Linked DNA regions of Homo sapiens: region 2 is linked to region 1. A link is a contact called in ENCODE Hi-C or POLR2A ChIA-PET data. All regions are on one chromosome and are shown on one strand. The core of a region is the stretch at or near the end of the contact, and the rest is flanking DNA. Distances in the headings are between cores, read along the strand shown.

Region 1 (3,819 bases), core at 806-3,305:
TGTGGATATATCAAGAAACACACGAGCCTATTCTAAAGGGTTCCCCACTGGCCAAATCTGGTACAATCTGTTGTTTTTGTTTTTGTTTTTTTGTAGGGATGGGGTCTCACGATGTTGCCCAGGTTGGTTTCAAATTCCCAGCCTCAAGCAGTCCCCCCTGCCTCAGTCTCCCAAAGTGCTGGATTATAGGCATGAGCCACTGCACCCAAAATCCTGTACAATGTGAACAACAAAATGAATAATGATAGTAATAGACTAAAACCCAGAGAAACATAGGAACACATGAATCCACTCAACTGTGGATACAATGAATGAATGAATGCATGTAGGAGATGGGAAAGCTTTTCCTTAGAGTAGAATATCAACAAATAAGTACAGAAGGAACGACGGAATCTGTAGGTCATCCCTGGGTAATCACTGCAGGAATAATTGTTTCACACAAGAATCACCGAGTGGGTGGAAGCTTGATAACAAACAAGATATTTGCAGCTGGGCGTGGTGGCTCACGCCTGTAATCTCAGCACTTTGAGAGGCCAAGGCGGGTGGATCACTTGAGGCCAGGAGTTTAAGACCAGCCTGGCCAACATGGTGAAACTCCATCTCCACTAAAAACACAAAAATTAGCTGGGCGTGGTCATGGGTGCCTGTAATCCCAGCTACTCGGAAGGCTGAGGCAGGAGAATCACTTGAACCCGGAAGGCAGAGGTTGCAGTGAGCCGAGATCACACCACTGCACTCCAGCCTGGATGACAAAGCGAGACTCCATCTCAAAAATAAAAAATAAAAACAGATATTTGCAGAGACTCAAAATATCTCCCCACAGAATCCTTACTTATCACAAAGGGACAAAATAGTGACCATATAGTAGAGAAAACTGGCGGGCACCATCTTTAAGCAAGTGATAAAGTTACCCTCAAGCCAGGTGCAGTGGCTCACGCCTGTAATCCCAGCACTCTGGGAGGCCGAGGCGGGCGGATCACTTGAGGTCAGGAGTTCGAGACCAGCCTGTCCAACATGGTGAAACCCCATCACTACTAAAAATACAAAAATTAGCTGGGCTTGGTGGTGCATGCCTGTAGTCCCAGCTACTCGGGAGGCTGAGGCAGGAGAATCGCTTGAACCTGGGAGGTGGTGGTTGTAGTGAGCAGAGATCGCGCCACTGCACTCCAGCCTGGGTGACAGAGCGAGACTGTCTCCCAAAAAAAAAAAAAAAAAAAAGTGAACCTCACCATCAGCAGTCTGGTCTGTGACAGGCACATCACTACTACTCGAGCATCCCTGACAAACACACAGAACCTAAAGCTAATTAGGAAGAAGCAACAGATGGACCCAAGTTCTAAATATTCTAAAAAATTCTAAAAAATAAGTGACCTTATTTTCTAAAAACTAAGGATATTCTAAAAAAATTAGGGATATTCTAAAAAATAAGTGACCTGACTCTGGAAGAGATACGTGCACACGTATGCCCATTGCAGCATCATTCACAATAGCAAACAGGTAAAGCAACCAAAGTGTCCATCGACAGATGGAATGCATGAGCCAAATGTGGAATTTACAGACAATTGAATATTAGCCTTAAAAAGGAAGGAAATCGCCAGGTGCGGTGGCTCACGCCTGTAATCCCAGCACTTTGGGAGGCCAAGGCGGGCGGATCACGAGGTCAGGAGATCGAGACCATCCTGGCTAACACAGTGAAACCCCGTTTCCACTAAAAAATTTTTTTAAAAAATTAGCCGGGCAAGGTGGCGGGCGCCTGTAGTCCCAGCTACTCGGGAGGCTGAGGCAGGAGAATGGCGTGAACCTGGGAGGCGGAGCTTGCAGTGAGCCGAGATCGCGCCACTGCACTCCAGCCTGGGGGACAGAGCGAGACTCCGTCTAAAAAAAAAAAAAAAAAAAAAAAAATTAAAAGGAAGGAAATCCGTCAGAGCTACACCAGAGGTCAACCTTAAGGACTTTTTGCTAAGCGAAGCAGGCCAGATATAGAAAGAAAAACACCGTATGATTCCACTTACACAAGGTCACTACAAGAGATTCACAGAAACAGAAAGCAGAACGGGGGACGTCAGGGGCAGGCGGTGGGGGAAATTAGGAATTGTTGTTTATTGGGTGCAGAGTTTCAGTTTTATAAGATGAAAAGGTTCTAGAGATCTATTGCACAATGGCGTGAATACATCTAACACTACTGAACTGTACACATTTAAAAATGATTAAGATGGTAGATTTTGTGTCACACATTTTTATCGCATTTTAAACTTTTGAAAAAAAATGTTTAAAAAAAAATCAGTGCCTGCACTTTTCAAAAATACAAAGGCCATGAGAGGCAGCAAAGATTGAGGACACACTAGATGAAAGGCTTGTGAGCCTGGATGAAACCTTGAATCACTCTAAATGTTGTTCTTGATTTTGCTAAAGGTAAAGAGCAGTAGTGGGAAAATTGGTGAGACTTGAAGTTTGCATATTAGATAACAGAACTGTATCAGTGTTGATATCCTGATTTCAATCATGATACTGTGCTCGTTTTGAGGAAATACACCCTGAAGTACTTAGGGACAAAAGGGCATCATGTCTGCGTCTAACTCTCAAATGGTTCAGAAAAAAAAATAGGGGCTGGGCACGACATATATTTCTCTCTGTCTTCAGACACACACACACGCACACGTACACACATATATCCATATAAATATATTTTCTCTTCCTCTTTATGAGGCAGATATATATATATATATATGTAGGTAGGTAAATGGATGGATGGATAGATAGATAGATAGATAGATAGATAGAAATGGAGAGGGAGAGAATGATAGAGGAGTCAAATGGTAACACTTGCAGAATCTAGGTGAGAGTGCTATGGAACACTTTGCACTATTTCTGCAACTTTTCTATTAAGTCTGGAATTATTTCAAAACAGCTAAAACTCAGAAATGTTAAAGTTCATGAGAAGTATAAATGCTAATAATTCTGCACATTCACCTCAAAAGGATGATCCTCAGTTTCGGAAGGTGCACACTTCTGAGCAAAATTCTTACCTTTTTTAAACCCATGGCAGCTAAAAATTCTATTTTGAATAAACAATGAATCAAGACATCACTAATATTTCAAACACCAATGCTGAAAGATAATGACAAATACATTTAATTTGACTTTCCATTTGCTGACAACGAAAGACCTGCCCAACGTGAAATGAGTAATTTGTAGAGACGCAGCCTAGAGCAGTTGTCTAAACTTCTCCCATCTCATCACTTACTGTACATGAGACAGCGTAATATAAACCACACTGCACCTGTTACACTATTTAAATACCAAGCTACTACTGGCAGTAAGGCGAAGTGAGATAGGACAAAAAGGCCCTTGCCTTTTCACTTTTTTTTCTGAGACGGAGTATCACTCTGTGGCCCAGGCTGGAGTGCAGTGGTGCAATCTCAGCTCACTGCAACCCCCACCTCCCTGGTTCAAGCAATTCTCCTGCCTCAGCCTCCCAAGTAGCTGGGATTACAGGCACCCACCACCATGTCCAGCTAATTTTTTTTTTTTTAGTAGAAACAGGGATTCACCATGTTGGCCAGGCTGGTCTTGAACTCCCAACCTTCAGTGATCTGCCCGCCTTGGCCTCCCAAAATGCTGGGATTACAGGTATGAGTCGCTGCGCCCGGCTGCCTTTTCACTTTCGAGACAACTTTTCAGAAGCCCACACCGCACTTCCACATTGGTCTCCCCTGCCAGCTTCAGTCGTGGCGGCACACCTCCCCGCAAATGCAGGGAGGCAACATAGCCTCTGAGCTGGGCAACTGCCTGGGATTCTGCTACTGAGGAAGCAAGGAG
Region 2 (3,343 bases), core at 708-3,207, 79 kb before region 1:
AGCCTGGGCAACCATCTCTGAAAATAAATAAGTACATAAATCATCCTAGATCACTGAGTCTATAATTCAGTCTTAAATTTGTTTAGGAAAAGTTATTTATGTTCTTGGTATCTCAGTATCTTTATCTAACAGCTGAAAAAAAAAAAACGTAAAAATAATCTGCTTGGGCATATAGGGAAGTAAAAATATACTGAAGAATCGCCATTCAGGGAAGATGAAGACCCAGGGAGGGGAGCCCATGTTGACAACTACTGTTTTAAAAAGCAATTGTCATTTCTACATACTAGCAGTAAATAATTAAAAAATGAATTTTTAAAAATCTTTAACTTTTTTTTTTTTTTTTTTTTTTGAGACAGGATCTCACTCTTGTCTCCCAGGCTGGAGTGCAGTGGTACGATCTCAGCTTACTGCAGCCTCAACTTCCTGGGCTCAGGTGATCCTCCCACCTCAGCCTCCCAAATAGCTGGGACTACAGTCATGCACCACCATGCCCAGCTAGTTTTTTGTATTTTTAGTAAAAACAGGGTTTTGCCAAGTTGCCTAGGCTGGTCTCGAACTCCTGGGCTCAAGCAATTGGCCTGTCTCAGCCTCTCAAAGTGCTGGGATTATAGGCATGAGCCACATCACCCAGCCTCTTTAACCTCTTTATGTTTGAAATTTGTGAATGTATGATCCAGTACAAAAAAAAAAGTTAACTAGTCTTTTTTATTAAATATATTTATATAATTTCTATTTATTTATTTATTTGGAGACGGAGTATCATTCTGTCACCCAGGCTGGAGTGCAGTGGCACAATCTTGGCTCACTGCAACCTCCACCTCCTGCGTTCGAGTGATTCTCCTGCCTCAGCCTCCTGAGTAGCTGGGATTACAGGTGCACGCAAACATCCCTGGCTAATTTTTGTATTTTTAGTAGAGATGGGGTTTCTCCATGTTGGCCAAGCTGGTCTCAAACTCCTGACCTCAAGTGCTGGGATTACAGGCATGAGCCACCGTGCCTAGCCTTATATAATTTTTATAATAGTATAGAAAAGCACCCCCAAAAAGGTTCCTAGCATGAGGCATAATAGCAGCCACTTGAATTAAAAACCCTCTACGCAATCTCCAAAAAGAAGTTTATCAAGAAGTACAAATAAGACACACATGCTTTCAGCATTACTGGGATACAGAGTAACTTCAAATGATGCCAAGAATTCCACACCTAATCTCAACATAACCACCTTAGGGGCTCTGCCTGTGGCTTCCAGACCATGGAAGTGGCGTGGGGGAGGGGAGACAGGAAAATCCTTGAAAAGCAGCGGACATGAGAACTGCTCCGTCGCACAGGGCCCCATGCTCAGGACACTACACATGGTTTAACACTGTCATTGCCAGCTTGAAATTCTTAGTAATTTGATTTTTTTTTTTTTTTTTTTTTTTGAGATAGGGTCTCGCTCTGTCACCCAGGCTGGAGTGCAGTGGCACCATCTCGGCTCACTGCAACCTCTGCCTCCCGGGTTCAAGCGATTCTCCTGCTTCAGCCTCCCGAGTAGCTGGGACTACAGGCGCCCGCCACCATGCCTGGCTAATTTTTGTATTTTTAGTAGAGACGGGGTTTCACCATGTTGGCCAGGCTGGTCTCGAACTCCTGACTTCAGGTGATCCGCCCGCCTCGGCCTCCCAAAATGCTGAGATTACAGGCATGAGCCACTGCACCCGGCCAGTAATTTGATCTTTGAACTGATGTTTGAGAAGTGAAGCTTGCTGCCTTGATGGCTGGGAATTCAGCAAGTGAGTAGAAGGGGCTGAAAGGAAGCGTGCTATGTCTACAAGTGAGTAAGTAAGAACGCCAACAGCCCCGAGACACCGCACTTTCTGTTTGACCCAGAACTTGCCCTGACTGCAGAAAGAAGGCAATGACGTTCTAAGAAACTCTAACCACTAAGGAGCCTCATCCTGACCTCCTACTTCCCTGTATTAGCCAAGTACACATGCTGAAGTGAGGAAAGGGAAAGCCAGTGAAACCCACAGTTCCTTCTCCTTTCAGACCTTCCTCACTCATTAGTACGTACGTCCAGGGTAGCCAGCAATGGCAGAACATGAGCGTTATCAAGCGGTGAATAAAAGCAGTGAGTTTGTTTTGTACAATATCTCCATTGTTCTCATAAGAACAAGATACATATGCCTATACAAGCTGGGAAATACCAGTTGTGTGATTGTGGTGAACCCACTTATGAGTTAAATGCGCTTATGTTTGCATGTAAAATTGTCACTGCACAATATAAGGACGAACTGTAGAACTCATGCTAATAACTTGTTTCTTTATTTTGAATAACATTAAATAGCAAATTTTAAAAAACAACATGACAAGAGAAAAAAGGTGAAAGATTTATAATTTAGCACCTCTAAATTCTGCTTTTTTCTTTCACATAGTCCCCAAATTCCGCAGACAATCTTGCGTTACGCTGTCAATGCTGTGAGCCAGCATTCTCCCTGTGAGCATAATGGAGGCAAGGCCTGCTTCGCACGCATGAGACCAAGGCCATCATGCGGGGCCCCAGGTTTGGCAGGGACCCCTTGCCCTTTATTTGGGTTAATGCTCTGCTGTTGCTGTTTTGAAATACTGAATAAATTTTGAAAACGGAGTCCTACATTTTACTTGGACTCTGCAAAATATGTGGACAGTCCTGGGTGAAAGAAGAACATTTGCATTGAATTAGAATTGGAGATCTCAATATGAATGTATATTTCCAATAATACAACCATATATAGATATAGATACACACACATACATATTATAGTTATTGTATGGTTTTATTTACGCATATGTGAACACACACACATATTTATCCCAACTCTGGCCACTGAAACACCCTAGAAGCAATGACACCCACTGGCAATAACACAACTACAACCAGATCTAGGACCGAGGGCTTGTTAGAGACATCGACAGTCTTAGAGCTGAGACAGGGAAGGCACAAGATGAGCCTGGAGTATTGTACAGGCCTAGAAATCAACGACGTCCTCAAAGCAGAAGAGGAGAGCATGCCGAAGGATACAGGAGCCAGCCTGAAGATGCTCCTATGACCCAAATCTGGGACAATTTGAGTGTCAAAATAAATAAGGACACTATGGATTATAACTCATTAAATATAATAGGAATCAATGAATCCATAAAATAAACAGTCTCAAGCTCAGTGGCTCATGCCTGTAATCCCAACAATTTGAGAGGCCGAGGCAGAAGGATCACTTGAGCCCAAGAGTTTGAGACCAGCCTGGGCAACATAGTAAGGCCTTGTCTCTACAAAAAAATTTAAAATAACCAGGCGTGGGGCACAAGCCTATAGACCTAGCTACTCAGGAGG

The links. A loop is a pair of places that touch in the nucleus more often than their neighbours do. ChIA-PET counts read pairs that join two places held with the same protein, here RNA polymerase II (POLR2A). Pooled maps may share reads with other maps.
Region 2: a pooled map shows a loop between it and region 1 (2.6-fold over the local background). The contact joins two enhancer-like sites. A Hi-C loop is called at or near these places in 5 of 50 pooled maps. POLR2A ChIA-PET finds 5 or more read pairs at or near these places in 4 of 52 experiments (CD4-positive, alpha-beta T cell, CD4-positive, alpha-beta memory T cell, GM12878 and 1 more).

Annotation. Positions count from the first base shown.
Region 1 is chr10:6,186,912-6,190,730 of GRCh38, reverse strand. It overlaps a transcript of PFKFB3 not described here. Among named protein-coding and RNA genes, the nearest start is that of PFKFB3-AS1, 14 kb to the left of the region's middle. RefSeq lists a silencer at 3,177-3,236. Within about 2 kb of position 2,055, at least 3 of the 41 ENCODE cell types and tissues checked have a DNase peak (open chromatin) inside an H3K27ac peak, as active enhancers do.
Region 2 is chr10:6,266,030-6,269,372 of GRCh38, reverse strand. It overlaps a transcript of PFKFB3 not described here. Among named protein-coding and RNA genes, the nearest start is that of LINC02649, 59 kb to the left of the region's middle. Within about 2 kb of position 1,957, at least 9 of the 41 ENCODE cell types and tissues checked have a DNase peak (open chromatin) inside an H3K27ac peak, as active enhancers do.